Regions from separate parts of the Mus musculus genome. Here region 1 is linked to region 2. The links are chromatin loops, found by intact Hi-C in ENCODE. Cell type or tissue: left cerebral cortex. All regions are shown on one strand.

What was found. Peaks named below come from ENCODE experiments on the same cell type or tissue, not always from the same donor. Only the 100,000 strongest peaks of a DNase experiment are listed, where the experiment ranks them.
Region 1: it touches region 2 in a loop (7-fold over the local background); 9 of 42 quality-filtered maps call a loop at or near these places.

The regions. Positions count from the first base shown.
Region 1 is chr5:107,718,778-107,726,777 of GRCm38, forward strand. It overlaps Gfi1 (growth factor independent 1 transcription repressor), which reads right to left and starts at 5,566. Exons shown (of 6, transcript NM_010278.2): 1 at 4,947-5,566; 2 at 4,446-4,631; 3 at 2,599-3,086; 4 at 2,343-2,480; 5 at 1,333-1,498. The coding sequence starts at 5,061. RefSeq lists promoters at 5,197-5,585, 6,982-8,000, 7,153-7,387. In left cerebral cortex, no CTCF peak of the experiment used is centred here; DNase peaks (open chromatin) are centred at 4,565, 5,007, 6,539 and 7,591.
Region 2 is chr5:106,453,106-106,461,105 of GRCm38, forward strand. It overlaps Barhl2 (BarH like homeobox 2), which reads right to left and starts at 5,061. Exons shown (of 3, transcript NM_001005477.1): 1 at 4,121-5,061; 2 at 2,345-2,570; 3 at 1-564. The coding sequence starts at 4,736. The coding sequence ends at 252. It overlaps Gm33151 (a long non-coding RNA gene), which reads left to right and starts at 5,487. Exons shown (of 2, transcript XR_389476.3): 1 at 5,487-5,783; 2 at 6,338-6,634. In left cerebral cortex, no CTCF peak of the experiment used is centred here; DNase peaks (open chromatin) are centred at 4,448 and 4,604.

The DNA.
Region 1 (8,000 bases), 1.3 Mb after region 2:
TTTCTTGATAAAGACTCACTTCACAAAAATTACCCTGTCCCTCTAGAGTCAAATATGTCTGTGAAATTAATTCTAGCCAAGATTTAATAAAATGCGTTAATAATTGTTTAATTAAATAAATGTTTAGTAAAGACTTAAATGTGTCATTCAGTCAAGATTCTATTTGCATTTTGATAAGTGTCTCAAACAACTTATAAAGAGTGAATTACATGGACATTTCAGACAGGGGGCATGATTAAAGTGAGGCTTTTTTTCCTGAGTTTTCTGATACAAATGTCTACACTGCTCACAAATATTTACAAACATTAATTGTGGGATCCTGGAAGGCACTGTGTTTTTTTAAATACAGGATCTTGCTGTATTGTCCTAGCTGGCCTAGGACTCTCTATGTAGCCGAGGCTAGCCTCCATCTCATCTGTCTCTGCCTCCTATGTGCCACTGTATCCAGCTGTGATTTGATTTAAAGAAATGTTCCTAAAGTCAGAAGTTGTGGTCTCATATAACTGTCATGTTGACGGTTACAGGAAATGCTTTTGGGGCAAGGGAATCACTTTAGTTGACAAGCTCCTGACAGTAAGCCTGCACATTTGTTCCTGAAGTGTTAAGGAAGGCAGGCGTCCAGGCTGGAAGCTAGAGAGAATTGAAATTTACTGAAACTGACTTGCTGTCTGAGTAAGAGGATCCCAATTTACTGTGTGGAGCAGGAGGAAAGGACCAAGGGAAATGAGCAATCTGAAACACTTGGGTGTTCTTAAAGCATTGTATAGTTAAGGAATTGTCACTGTTAGGGAACAAAATTTTGGCATTTCAAAAAGAACAACAAACGAATAGGAGTTTCCTCATTAACCACCTCCCACGGCTGTAAACCTCTACTACACAAGGAACAAGTCTCGACTATGATTTTGGGAGCTCAGACCAACAAACCTGAACTTGAGCCCTGTAATCCTGGATACGTTCTGAGCCTTGATTTCCTCATCTCATTTTTAAAATGAGGCTAAAGAAACAGTTACTGTCTCTGGAGTTGTCAACACAGACTCAGCAGGAAACTTGGTAACATTTGCCTTTCTTTTCCTGCTCAAACAAAGGAAGCTCTTATAAAAATGAAGTTTAGTTGACACATATGAATACCCATATCTCTAGTAAATATTTACATTGACCCTCTGGGAGGGCTTGATGCCGCACAGCTGTTGACATAGAGGAAGATACTCCTTCAGACTCAAGGACAAACCAGATTCACTCTGGGGGAGAACTCATCTACCACTCATTGGAGGTAGACTATCAGAGGGGAGTCATGTCCTTCAAGCATCTCCTACAAGCCCAGGTTTAGCTCACCTGTGTGGATGAAGGTGTGTTTCTTCATATCTGACTTCTGGTGGAATCTTTTGCCACAGTACTGACAGGGATAGGGCCGGGTGTCCGAGTGAATGAGCAGATGTGTGGACAGCGTGGATGACCTCTTGAAGCTCTTGCCACAGATCTTACAGTCAAAGCTGCGTTCCTGCAGAGCAGAGAGGAAGAGAGGAGGAAGAAATGTGCCGCTCCTTCAGCAGCCTCCTTGGCGCTTGTGCTCTCTCTCTCTCTCTCTCTCTCTCTCTCTCTCTCTCTCTCTCTCTCTCTCTCTCTCTCCAACATCTACTGATCTCCCAGAGCCAGAAACCCTCTCCTCTCTCCCTCCACCCCATCATTCAACACCTACTGATTAACTACTAAAACACTTTACAGCCACAACCCTCCACACCCCAGGACAAAAGCGTAGCTCCGCCCTGCATTTTTGACACCCATTGACACCCTCCTCAGCAGGACCTCAGCCACTTAGATTGCCCCTCCTCCCCAGTCACTGTGGGGTTTGGACCAGATGGGCTGCTGTCACAGACACTTGTGTAGTATTTTGCTTATCTCCCTCTCTTTAATCCACCATACAGGACCTGCTGTGCTACAGGATTCTCAGGTGCCTAAAGCCTTAGATTTAGGCAAGTTATAAAGCAATGAATGAATGAATGAATGAATGACCAGCATTCGCTACTGGACGCTGCGCATGAACTGAGACCCTCCCTTGCCAGTCAGGAAGGATGAAGGGAACATAAACAGTAAAGTCAGTGCATTAGCAGCAAATGTCAACAAATCTCCAACAGAATTCCACTGCTGGAGACTCACAGCGGTGCGACACTGCAATCTAAGATTGCAGCACACTCCAGGACTTCTGTCACCCAGGTTTCTCTGCACCCCCAAATAGGAGCAAGCAGAGGGGGCACCGGGAGGCAGTGGGAAAATGGCTGGTGCCGATTCGGAGGACAAGCTGAAAGGTCCCCAGTGCAGCGTCAGGCCGCCAGCGCCGATCTTACCTGGGAGTGCACTGCCTTGTGTTGCTCCAGGCTCACCGCGTGCCCGAAGGTCTTGCCGCACATCTCGCACGCAAAGGGTCTTGTGCCGCTGTGGGACCGGCGCACGTGCACCTCCAGCCCGTGCGGTGTGGAGAACACCTGAGGGCGAGTGGGGGGCCAGGGAGAAGGCCGCTGAGGGGGGTCGCGGGGTGCGCATGCTGGAGGGTCACGGACTGGGGACACAGGGCTGATGAGGCCAGGCGCGCGCGAGCCTCACCTTGCTGCATTTGATGCATTTGTAGGAGCCGCCGCCCAGCAGCAGACGGGTGCAAAGCAGCTCCGACTCCACCTTGACGCCCACGCTCTTGTCCGCGTGCAGCTCGTGGCCATGATCTTGGTACAGCCGGCCTGCTGCTGTGCTCGGCCGCTCGTACAGCCCGGCCGCCGCAGGCGCGAAGTCGCCGTAGAGCCCCAGGCCCGCAGCGCTGGTGGCGCCCCCGGCGACCCCGCAGCTCCCTGGCTGTCCCGCACCGGCTCCGCCCGCAGCCTGCTCGGGGCCGTAGCGCGCTGCCGGGCGGCCCGGCTCCGAGCCGCGCTCGCAGAAGAGGCTCAGGCCCGCGCTGCGCTCCAGCGCGCTGCACTGCCGATAGCTCTGCACCAGGTGCCGCAGGTCAGACCCAGCAAGACCGCTCCATGCATAGGGCTTGAAAGGCAGCGTGTAGGGCTGGGCTTCGTCCAGAGAGCGGCACAGTGACTTCTCCGACGCTGTGAAGGCACAGGAGGCCATTGAGTCAAGTTCGAGGCTGCTGGGCGGAGCCCGCAGTGCACCATCACTATTGTCAGGCGCCCTAGCTGATTAGAAAGCCAAGTACCCCCGACACCCGGGGTGAAACTCAGGTAGGCCCGCGGGGCTTCCAGGACCAGTGACAGAGCAGTAAAGTGATACTTAAAATGATACAGGTTGAAGAGGTGGGTAAATTCGTTTTGATGGTTCTCTGGCTGGACCCCACCCACCCCCAGTCCCCAGAACCTGCTAGAAAGATTGAGACAGACAGGAGAACTTAGGTCTAGGGTCCTGACTCCTTTCAAGTACTCCTCTACTCAATTCCTTTCTCTTTGCAATAGATTAGGAAGAACGGAGAAGGCCGATCCACGTTGAGTCCAGGTTATCTAGGAGTATCAGACTAAACAAACTGGAATGTCCCCAAGATTTCTCAAAGCTATGACGCAAGGGGCAGCAGACAAGGGCGCGAAGTATGCCCATCCCTGATAAATTTCTGATGAAAAATTACAGTTAAAAATTACACTACCTTCAGAAGAACTCCTCTCCCTTCACACACGTGAATTTTGCTAAAATTGGATATTGAATGAATGCAAGTAAATGCACACTCCATTCTGGGCGGACCTGTCCCATAGCAGCTTGGTCACACAGCTAGGAAGAACCAACCCTCTGCTTGTGGGGGTGAATGAGCTAATAGTGTGAAAGGGAAATAGCCTGCTCTTAGTAGAATTTGGATTGGTCTCCTTTCTACTTCTGCTGTGACCCGAGATATCCCCCCCCACCTCCACCCCCACCCCACCCCCACCCCACCCCCATCAACTCTAGTCAATTGCTCCCTGGAAATGAGCCCGAGCATGCTGGTGCCCCTGCCTGGGCCCTCTTAGCAGAAGGGGAGAAAATGAAACTTTTGAAGACAGAGCCAGCGAGCTGAGATTTTCAGCAGCAGCCTTGCACTCCAGTGTGGTGCCCAGCTCTGTACCGCTCAGACTGCCCAGGTCTCTTGTTTGAAGTATTCAGGTCTGGGTCCTGGATTCTGGGATCTGACAATTTCTAAACAATGAATTCTGGACATAAAAGAAATGCCAGCCAGAGAAGGACCAGTTCGTTTGACCTCGCCTGTTAGTTCCAGGCAAACGAATTAAGGGCCAGCCTGGAGCTAAGGGACTTAGAAGGAGGCAGAGGACACTTTGGGCAAGGTGTCCAGCACAAAAGCTGGATGCCTCCCCTGAACCCTGTTCCCTTAGGAGCCAGATCCCTAGGCCGACCCTCTGCATCCCTTGTGCGGGCTTCCCTCCGTGCTGCGACTCCAGAACTCTGCCACAAGACCTCGAATCAAGGCTTACCTGGAGACACGGAGGGAGAAGGGGGCCTCCAAAAGTCCTCGAACTCGGAGCAGGGGTCACAAACGCTGCCTTCGCAGCTGTTGGGGGACGCGGAGGCCCTGTCGGGAGCCTCGGTAAGCTGAGAGTCGGGGGACAAACGCTCTCGGGGCTCCATTTTCGACTCGCCTGCACTCACAGCGCCGCCCTCTGCGGAAAAGATTCAGGAGAGAAATAAACCTAAACCTGGCCGAACTGAAGTGGTTCCACCGTGGCGCCCGTGTCCTCCTCTGTCCACTCTGACCCAACCGGGAGCCCTCCCTCCCGAATTCAAGAGCCGACTGCGAGCGCCAGGGGCATCTCTGGCAAGCTCAGCAAATCTGAGCACCGGGAAACAAAAACAAAAACAAAAAAGCACCCGAGGGGCGTTAGGATAGCCTCCCCCGATTCCTAGGAAACGAGGTGGCTTGGAGCAGAGTCGGTGTCCTCGGCAGCTGCCCTACCCGGCCTCTGCGCGCTTCGCACCTGCTCTGCCCGGCGCAGGCACGGTCTCCAGGCGCAGGGAGTAGTCCGGCCCCGGAGAACGCGGCTGGTGATAGCTGTGCGCCTTCTTGCTCTTGACCAGGAATGAGCGCGGCATGGTGGTCAGCCGCTGGACGAATGTTTGGACCCTCGGATACTCTGAGTTCTGAGAGAAGGGGGAAAATTGGGTGGAAACGAGGGTCAGCACCGATGGCGGTTGTGGTAGGTTCCCAGGCCAAGGAAGAGTGTGGGCCAGGGAGGAGAGAGGGAAGCCGCGGGAGGAGGGGCCTGGACCCAGGCGCCACGCTCACCAGGTGGCACTCGGACAGGTGGCACGAATCCCGGCCTCCGCCGCCACTGCAACAGCTCAGTGGTAAAACCTGTCCCCAGGCTCTGGCTCTGGTCCCTTTGCTCTGCCCTGCCCACGCCTCAGCCCCTCCCCTTCCCTACCAAAGCTAGATCATCACTCTCCTGAGAGCAGTAGTCCACAACTGGTCCGTTATCCCAAGTCAACCCTGCAAGCCCACCTGCTCCCTTCTGGGTTGTGGCTCACGCCAGGGATGCGTGGCTTAGTTTAGCCAGTCAGGGGGCATCAGTGTTTGGGACCCGGAAGGGGCTTGGAGCCAAAACCTCCAGGAGCCCCGCGACGAACAGAAGCGAAAGAGGGGCGTACTAGGGACTGGTTTGCCTAGGGACTATGTGCTGCAGTGGCTGGAGCAGAAGTCAGGAAGCCAGAGGCACAGGAAAGTGAGGTGGGAGTGGCAAAGGACCAACACTTGTCCCAGGAGAAACGCCCACTGGAATAGTGGTGTGGCACCGGCCAGGACGGCGACCACTGAGAAACATTCCAGACCTGTAGGCCTTGCTTCAGAAACTAAGTCCCAGAAAGAATTATTTTCTGATCTGCTCACCAAAAATCTTGTCCTAGGGAAGTTGAGTTTAAACTGCGTGCTTACTGGCAAACACGCGGTGCCCAAATTTAATGAGTGCCAACGACTTCGCGGGCCAGCAAGATGAAACCGGAGCGCGCACGAGTGAGCAGTGGCCAGAAGGCCTGGCCAGGAGGCCAGGGTCCCTGAGCATGACCGAGAGCTGGCGTCGCTCTCTTTAACCCCCAATCAGTTCACCTAATCTCGGGTCGAAACCTGAGCCCTGCAGGAGGCGGGGCTGAGACTGCGTCCCAGCTCCTGGCCCGCTCCGGGGGCGACCCTAGGGAGGCCTAGGGTGAAACGAATCCGCCTGCCTCCAAGGTCCAAGGCAATAGAGGCTGAACGGCGGCGGCGGGCTCAAAGACTGGGGCACAGGCCGGCGCACGCCCCGGGTCTTTGGGCTTCGTGCAGTTCAGACTGAGGAACCCGAGCCTCTTCGCCACCCCCCCCCAGGAGCGCGTACAGAACACACCCTGTTGTACCCACTTAAAAGGAGCCCAAGGACTCCTGCTTCAGATTCCCAGTCATAATGTATAGTCACACGCCTTGGTCGGGTTTGGCTCCCAGAACCCAGGCTCCGGCGCTTTAATTTTCCCGCACTCCCTGTCTGTACAGCCAGACGCTCCAACCAGAGGACAATTCTTAAAGCAAGCATGAAGAGCAAGAAAACAGGGCAAGAGTTCTGGAGGCCTCGATGAGGTTCGGTCCTGCGATAGCCAAGAACGGGACCCGTGGGAAGCAGGGCTGTCTGGTCCCGCGCTGGGTCTGCGCGTCAGCACCACGCGGGACAGGGTAGACACAGAGGTGGCGTCCTCGCCCAGGCCACAAACCTACGCTTCGGAGGGCTTTGCTGGGTTCCGGGTAGGAGGGGTAAGGGGATGGCAAGGAGGCCCAGCGCGTGGGAAGGCAACCTCGTGCTGCAGCTGGCGTCCAGGGGGCGGGGCGGCACGCTCCTGGCACAGCGGCCCGCCAGGCTTCCCCTGGTCATCTGAGGCTGGAAATTCGGGAGCTGAAGGCAAGGCGCTCAGAAGGAGGCCTCCAGAAGCCCGCTGCCGCCACATGCCCACCAGATGTTTTCTTCCTGCGTGGATCCCACTCTGCTATCTAACCGCTAAACTGTGTGCCCCTCTATTCCAGATCTTTCGCTCCACCGCTTGGGTGGCTCCAGAACCCAGCAGCCGATGCTCTGCAGCAGGTGGGGACCCGCCTGCGCCCTCGGGACGTCCCCACAGTGTCAATGTACTCCTACCAGTCCTCGAGGCCACCCCCGCCTGAGCGGGAGGCACAGCAGTTCAGCAAACCTACCTTCGGGGTCAGGGCGCGGGCACCGAGCTCTGAGAGTGTGCAAACTGAATCTTGCTTTCGGGAGAGACTGATCTGTCTCTCTGACTTTTTTTTTTTTTTTTTTTTTAATCTCCTTCGGAGCTCAGCCCCCAAAACCACAAACTTCACTTCCTGAGCGTTAGAGGCGCTCACTAGCCTTCTCAACCCCAGCCCCATCCCCCAGTGGGACAGCGGGCCACGAGCCTCCTTTGCGCAAGGGGTCAGGAGGTGACAGGAAGGGGGTATCCTTGCCAACTCCTTGGGCACCCCTGAGCAGCCCCCAATTTGTTTGTCTGTGGGATCGCGGGGCTATCTATAGAGTCCCCGGGATGTCTGAGAAATCAGCACTAGAAATGACTAGAAAGAAAATCGAAGTATTCTTGGCTCCTGGAGACTTCCGCAGCGAGAAGTCACAGATTCAGGACACAGATTGACAGGAGCTGCGGGCGCTGGTAGCAGGCAGCTCGCACGGCTCCCGTGGGCACCCCAATCCTGTCGACTGTTTGGGCAGCATCGCCCCGATCGCGGCCGTGAATCACCGGACCCCGGTGCCACCGGCCTGGAGTCCGGCCACTGGCCACCGCGTCCGCAGAAAGAAACCTGCGCCTCGGGCCCCGAAATAACTTGTTGTGGAAACACTTGAGGATAAATACGCCCAACGAAGCTGAAAATACCTTGACACCCAATCCCAGAGGTTTGCTCATTTCCCTTCGGATTTAGGTAACGGTTAAATTTGGAAGAGGTGGGCGAGCGTCGAGCCCAGCGAACAAGGGCCGGGCTGGTGGCGCGTCCCGCGGGCGCCGGC
Region 2 (8,000 bases):
TCACTTACTGGTTGCACTTTTCAGTATTTTCTCCAGTCACACTCGGGGAGCTTTGCAGCCCTGCCTCTGAGTGGGCAGATGGAGATCTGAGAGCTGGCTGGTCCTTGGGGACCCCAGCCCACCGGTGAGCTCCCCCTTTTACTCCTCTGCCTCTATTCCAGTTGGTTTGGTGCGGGAAGAGGCGGGGCAGCCGTCCGGGGTGAGGTGGGAACCTGGAGGGCTGTGGCACTGTCCCTCCTGTCCCTCCTTCCTCACCGGGGATGCGGGGTGCCTGGGATGGGGTTGGACAAAGGGTTGAGGGCCGGCTGTCCCCCAGGCCCCAGGCCGTGGATGAGCACGCGGGGTACCAGCGGCCGCTGCAGCTGCGGATGAGGTGCTGGAGGAGTTCGGTACATGCTGCTGTACATGGCCGCGGCCGCCGCCGCCGCCGTGGTGCTGTCCATGCTCCCCAGCAGGCTTGGGTGATAGAAATAAGGCGACGGAAACATCCTCTGCAGCGCGGAGTAGTTCCCGGCCTCGGCTAGCAGCTCCAGGCCCACTGCAGTCTGCCGCTTCCACTTGGTTCTGAAAGAAATCGGGTGGGCGCGGGTGGCGGCTGCGGAGGATGGTCCCGGGACCGCGCCCGCCGCTCCCCGCTCTCCCCTATCCTCCCTACTTCAGGAAGGCCTGGGGAACCTCAAATACACCTCTCCTGCCCCCACCCCCACTCTGCTTCACCCACGCGCTCTCAGGACGGCCCAGGCCCAAAATCAGTTCTTCAAACTACGTCTTCTACGTGGGGACACTCGCAGATGGAGTCGTACAAGCTTCACTGCCTTCTCTGGCCCTCTGCCCTACAGTCTGCCCCACGATTTAACTATATCCTGCAACTTTCCCGGAGGCCAAATGAAATCCCATCTTTTCACCAGCCTTCTTCCCTTGGTCCCCCAATTCTCCTCCAATCTTCTCTGACCAGAAATCTCAGAAAGGTTGGATCTCGGCCCCTCCCCCCATCACACCCAAGGAAACCAAAACCAGAAACAAAGGGCGGCTGACACTCCGGGTTTGCACTCTCCATGGCTGCCGGGACAGTTCCTCCCTAAGTCTGACCAGGCATTACAGGCTTAGGGAAGAAGGGCGACGAGGTTCAAACTGGAATTCGTTTGAGAGTGAGCTCTCCCTAGGGAGCGGTACCTCCGACCATTCTAGGTGGAAGGAAATGGGTCTCAAGATATTCTCTCCTTAAAAGAGAAAGTAGTGCTTAAACCCTGTGATCCATTTTTTTTGGGGGGAGGGGGTCTCCTCTCTTCCCACTGCACCAAGCTGGGAGAGAGGACTTTACTCGAATGCCCTAGGAAGGCAAGCCTGGTGGAGCATCCATACCCAGCAGCTCTAGCCAAATTAATAAACATGTCGCCGGTTTTAAATTGGCTACAGATGACACTAATGTTCTCCGACAGAATTAGGGTGGCTGAAACCGTATGTAATGAGACAGAAAATTATGGTAAGATGACAACTGGACGGGCATTTCCAACCCCACTTATGAACGATTAGGACACAAACGACAGAGGGGGCAGAGAATTGAGCCTAGAGAGTTTAGCACCAGGTGTGGAAACAGGACATAACCTCAACTCCTACTGCCCAAGTCTGTCCCTAGCCACCAGGGTGAGGCCAGACACTTTCTTAATGTCTTTTTTTAATCAGTCACATGGGACAGGGTTTGTGTCCCCTCCCCACCCTTCCTCTTTATGAGACTGCAGAAACAGCCAGGACATGGGGACAGACAATTCCCTCCCCTTCCCCCACGCACACTGTTGAGTAGATGCTCAAGCAGCTGCCTGATTCTCCAGCCCATGGCCTCCAGTCCAGCTCTAATCCAGATGGGTTTCCCTGATCTTCCATGTTATGGCAACCAAGGCTTGGACTTTGGCTTTCCCAACTGCCTAACATTTAAGCCAAGGCTGGTGGGACAGCTCTGTGAAGATCTCAATAGCTAGGCCATGTTGCTTGACACAGATATTTGGAGCCAGCTTGTGGCAGTTCTAAGGGTACTCTGCGCACACAGATTCCTCCTGGGTGTCAGTTACACAGATATTTCAACCTGAGTGCGGCTTGACTTGAGGACAAAATGAGGGAAACTGTGGTGCCTCGAGTTTCTGGGGGGCAGGGAGAGAGAACCAAATGTTAAGACATTTAGAGCACAAAAGTGTTCAAACTCCCGGTGTCCTCAGTCACTCCCATTTGGATGTGTGCCTAACCTCTGCCCCAAGAATACCCACTACAGACCCTGTGACTCTCTGTCCCGCATCTCCAGGAGAGAAGATGGTACCGGCCTGGCCTGCAGGGACCCAGTGGCTCTCCTCACCTTCGGTTCTGGTACCAGGTCTTGACTTGGGTGTCAGTGAGGTTGAGTGCGGCCGCCAGGTCCATTCGGTCCTGGACACTTAGGTACTTCTGCCGCTCAAAGCTACGCTCCAGCTGGTTGAGCTGGTGGTCTGAGAAAGCTGTCCTGGCCTTTCGAGGTTTCTTGGCTCTCACGGGGGGACTCTCTCGGCTACTTGTAATCTCCCGGTCTCCTTCCTCCTTTGTTCCTAGGGTAGAAACAGTGACAGGGTTCTGTAAATCAGCCTGAACCGAGGAAGAGAGGAGTGTCCACCTGGCACACACCTCCACACCCCCACACCCTTTCCTGGGCCTTGGAGAGCAGAGAGGCCTGAGAGAGTTTAAGTGTCTGTGGTCTCCTGTTTCTAGTTCTCTTTGGTCTGAGAGGAGGTTATGTTATGCTCCTCTTTGTTGTTTTCAAAGGGATGTTCTTTGTAAGGCACTCTCCAAAGTCTTTCTACTCTGTTTTCAAGACAGGCAGACTTCAGGACGTTGCTCTAATATTTTTCCTGCTAGCTGGAACTTAGATGCCTTTGTTTCTTTTCAGATGCATTTGGAAAATGTTAAGACTCAAACCTTCTGCAGACCTCCTCTGTATCGGGTCCCTTCCAAGCTTCAGAGAGAATGTGTCACTGAACTGAGCTCAAAAAACACTTGAGCCCATCCAGGTGACAGCACAGAAATTTCCGGATTCTATTTGTCAAGTTTGGTTTTTTGCTGAAATGCTAGGAAATCGATATGTCAATCCCTCTCCGTTTGTACCGGTTTGTGCAGTACTCCTTGATCTTCCCTGCAGGAAGAACAATAATCTCTCTAATTGACCCACTGGGGAGGTTGGTGAACGAGAAATCGCCAGACCAGACTGTACATCTGTTTGGGGCACTATTATGCTAATGCTATAAACAGTAAAATGAAGAGCCCATGTCCTAGAAGGTAGGAACCTTCTAGATTGCAATCCTTACCAGAGAAAAATTAAGCATTAATAATAATAATAATAATAATAATAATACCACTAAAGATGGGGGAAATCTCCCTGGTGTTTTAAAATCTTTTGCAATGCAAAGACAAGAACAGTTACTTATGAAATTGAAATTGCCCAAGACGAAAATAGGGTATTAAAAGATAAATTTCCATTGTTGTCTTGATTTTACAAAAACAAATTCCATAAAATTTAGTTTTCACAAATATTTGTTATTGGAAAGGGCCAGAAGAGGGGTATCGGTGAGAAGGGTGTTCTTAAAAAACAGGCTATGATTTGTTTTCTGTATTAATCATCAATTAGTAAAAATGAATTGCTCCTGTAATAATGTTGGAAATTTTTCTAACATTAAATCAGACAATTCCTGTGACGGCATTTAGAAAACATGGAGGGGGCATTTGGAAAATACTGGGGTGGTATTGCATTCAAAAATAAACATCAAGTTGTGATCACAGACCTAGACAACCACAACTGGCTACCAGCTTCTCTCCACCCCTTCCCACTCCCATTCCCAAGGTCTCAGCTAAAAGAAGAAAAAAAAAAAATCCCAAGTAAGCCTCTGTTTTCAACGAAAAGTGTCTCCCATCCTATCTCTTCAGTTACCACCTTCCTCCAGCACATTTAAAATTAAGTAAAACAAAGAACGGAGCCGGATGGCCGCAAAGGTTGTGGGGCAGAAATGTAACCAACAGAACTTAAGGTGCGTCGCTAAATCGCACGCCTAGGCCCCTCTCCTTCGGCGGTCACTCAAGTGACCCGGGCAGCTCCGGCGCAACTCACCGTGGCATTTGATGTCGCTCTGGGGGTCTTCTCTCTTGTCCAGCTTGGTTTTGCCGTCCTCCTGCTCAAGCTTTGGCCTGAAGCTCTCGTGTGCCGCGTTGCTCTCCTGCTTCGGGGTGTGATGAGGAGAAGAAACGCTGGTGCTGTAGGGTGCACAAGCCGCCAGGGGTTTGCTGTCTCCCAAGATGTCCTTAATTAAAAAGGAAGAGGTGGAAGTCCTGGGGGCCGCGGCGGCCGAGCCCAGCTGCTGGGCTGCTGACTGCGGCTGCGGCGGCGGTTGCTGTTGGGGCGAAGGCTGCAAACTTTGCGCGGGGACCGCGGATGGTGGCGGCGGCTGTTGGCTGTGGTGGAGGTGATGGTGATGCTGGGGTCCGTCTGTCACAAGATGCGGCTCCGGGGGTTCCAGGGTGACCGAGATCGGTGAAGAGGGCGCCGTTCCCACGGTATCAATCTCCGAACAGGGTGACGGGGTGGCCTGGCTCCTAAAATCCGTTGTCCTCGCTTCACCGAGCGATCGGAAATCCCCGTTCATCATGCCGGGGCTCCCGGAACCGGCACCGGACAAAATAGTGTCTATTCCAAAACTCGACCCGCTGGCCCCTTCCATTGCTGTCATTTCTACATGAGGTCCACGCTACTCCGCGGATCAGCCGCCGCCGGGACCAAGCAAGGGAAACTACCGATCGTAAAACAAAATAGACACTAAAAAGCGTTGACACTGCTTTAAAAAAAAAAAAAAGTGGGGAGGGAATGAAGGATAATGGGAGGTGACAATTGGTGGGCACTTTCGACTCAACTTTTCCCCCTTATACAAAAAGTAAAGAGAAAAAAATTTGAGGGGAAAGCCCCCAAATGCCACAAGCGGGAAGGTGTGCTCCGCTCCGCTGGACCACCGCGCACGTGGGCGGTGGCAGCGGAGAGCAGCACCGAGACTAAGATGCTGGCCGCTGGAGCAACCCCGCCGCCGCCACCTGCACCGCCACCGCCGCCGCCTGGGTCTGCCCACTGCCCGATCCCGGGCGGCGGCGGCGGCGGCCGGAGCAGGTGCAGCGACCGCTAAGGCCGGGCGGTCCCGGAGGTGACCGCCGTGCGTGACCCGGCAGTCCCGGAGCCGAGTTTCTGAACTTTGTTGGAAAGTTGCGGAGCGAACGCGGCCGCCGCCGCCCCGGGAGGAGGAGAAGCAGCGAAGGAGCAAGCGCGGGCGCAGGAGACCGCGGACAGGCGGCGCCCGGCGACTCCCGCCGCTGCCCCGCGCGTTGGCTTGTCATCCGCGGGCTCGCGGGCGGCGCCGACCCCCTCCCGTGACGTCACGGCCCCCGCCGCCGCTCCCCGCCCGCGCCCCCGCCGCCCGGGCCCCGCGCCCCATTGGCCGCTGCGCGCCAGCCAGCGACGCCGGCGTGCCGGGAGCCAATGGGCGCGCTCCTGGCCAGCCCGTCAGCAGCGCGCCTCGAACCCCGCTGCTCTTTTGAGAACCGAACCTCGGTGCGCCCGCAGCCCTGAGCCCAACGCCTACTCCAGGGGTCCAAGTGGTACCCACTGTAACGAGTACCCGGCCAGGGAGATGGGGAGAGACCAGAAGGGCACTGGAGAAGGGAGCCCCCGGGCGGGAAGCGGGGAAGCAGTACGGATCGTTAGATGTGCCCGTGCTAAGTCAGATTGGAGGGTGAGTGGAGAGGCCGCGAAGGGCAAAAGGATCCTGCGGCTCCCGGTGGCCTGCAGCGCAGCCCCGCTCGCACGGTTCCCAAGCACGCTTGAGCAGAGCGGAAACACGAGGAGCAGGGGATAGAGGTGCTGAGGGACCCCACGGGGAAGTGTGTGACACCAGAGCCAGAGCTCCGCGTGGGCCTGCAACGTCTGAGCTCTACTCTCCCCACAGGAGCCGGTGCGCTCCAGCTCGGTCCAACCGGGTAGCAGATCCAGGAGAGGCACTGAGCTGGGGGGCTACATCTTTGACCCCCCTGTCGGGAAGGATCGGGCCTTTGGCTCCAAATCCCGCTTTGTCTCCAGTCAGAGCCTGTGCTGGAAGAAATGCCGGGCCAAGCACTTTCTCCCGAACCGGGAAAAACCCCGGGCGAGGCGTTCTCCAGCGGCGCGGGCAGCTGTGGTTCCCTGCGGCATCAGGCTGCTGTGGGGCCGCGGGAACTGGGTGGCTGGTCCGCAGCCTGAGCTCCCGCAGCTCCTCCCTCCAATGCTTCCATCCCCTCCCCACTGTGGCAGGCCTTGGTTTTGGAAAGGAAACAGTCACCGCCGATCCATTTGGGACCTGGAACGCGACTGTGACGCCGCCTTGTCGGAGGGTATCAACTTGCATTCTTTCTTCAGGACGTCTCCAACCTGTCTCTTGTTGAATGTCAGAGTAATGGGAAGCGCCAGTGACAAGCCGGCGTATTACTCCTGATTAAGTGCCGTGTCAACCTAATTAGCAGAGTAATTATAAGGTGCTAATGAATGATTCAAAGTTCTTTGAGTTACATTTTACTCCAAATTACCATTTTTAAGAACCTTATGAATCTGCGTGGTTGGCATCGTTTCCGTGACCGTATAGAATGATGTCAGTAAAGGACAGGGTTTAGTGGCGATTATGGACGTCGCCTTGCTTTTCTTTTCTTTTCTTTTCTTTTCTTTTCTTTTCTTTTCTTTTCTTTTCTTTTCTTTTCTTGTCTGGTTGAGGACCCTCTTGAGAGGTATCCCGGAGGCATATGACCTCCTGAGATCTTCCTTCCTCCGGGGTGAGTCCCAGATCTGGAAGATGGTGGTGATTCATCCTAAGGACATCTAGATCTTTGGTCCGGGTTGGGGTGGGGGTGTCTCCCGCGTTATTTCAAGAGTGTGTTGAGCTGTTTCCTACCGTCATGGTGTCACTTATCGTCCCCCTGTCTCTGAAAAGGTACTGAGGCTACCAAGACCATCTAGATAGCACTCTCCTTTCTTAGGCGAGCAGACATTTATTTATCACGGAACTACGGTTGGTGAGCCGAAGCCAAGACGTGCTGCAGGCAGACGCTGGTGGCCTGAGGGATCCAGGAAACCCTCTATAGCCACGTGGCTCGCCCCCGCGGGTGGCGACGGGCCTGTCTAGGCTGCCGCCTCAGAGTCTTTAGACAGTAGTAGTCTTTGGCGCCAGAACTGGGTGCTAGCCCTGCAGACCCTCCCAGGTTAGGCCTTGGTCTTCCCTTCAGAGCTTGCGACCACGGGCTGGGGTCTGATTTTACTGAGGCAACTGATCTCAGACTCCCAAGCCCCGGATAGACATTGTTGGCACCCTGAGCCCCTGGCACAGATGACCCCTGCGGAAAGGGCGGAAGGGTGCCTGGAGTGCGGCAAACGCTACTCTTCCTTCCTGGTCCGTTATCGATTAGAGTTTCCATCACCCCCAAAACAATCCAAATGAAGCGCTCCTCGAGCTGGGGGCCCCAATTCACAGCCAGCTTTCGAAAGCGAGGAAGGGGAAGAAACATTTAAAATCCAGTACTGACGGCCCTGCACAAATCAATTATTCTCGACCTTGATAAATAATTCATTTAAGCCTGTTTTTGTTTTGTTCCAACGCCCACAACGACTCAAGAGCTCAAAGGCTGACGGCACAGCTTGTGCGGGGCAGGTCGGCAGGGTGTTTTTCTTGGAATAATTCGCAACATTGGCAGGGAGGCGATGGGGATATGACCTAAGAAAAGATGGAATGTGAAGAGAAAGGAAAAGAGGGCCTCTGTGTGTGTGTGTGTGTGTGTGTGTGTGTGTGTGTGTGTGTGTGTACGCGCGCGCTCAGGGGATGGGGATCCATGAAACTCCAAAGCAAACTCAGTAGGCCCCCAACCCTGTGAATGTTTCCGATTATATTTTTAAAGAAAAGTCAATACCAAATTTTCTAGGGTTGGAGAGG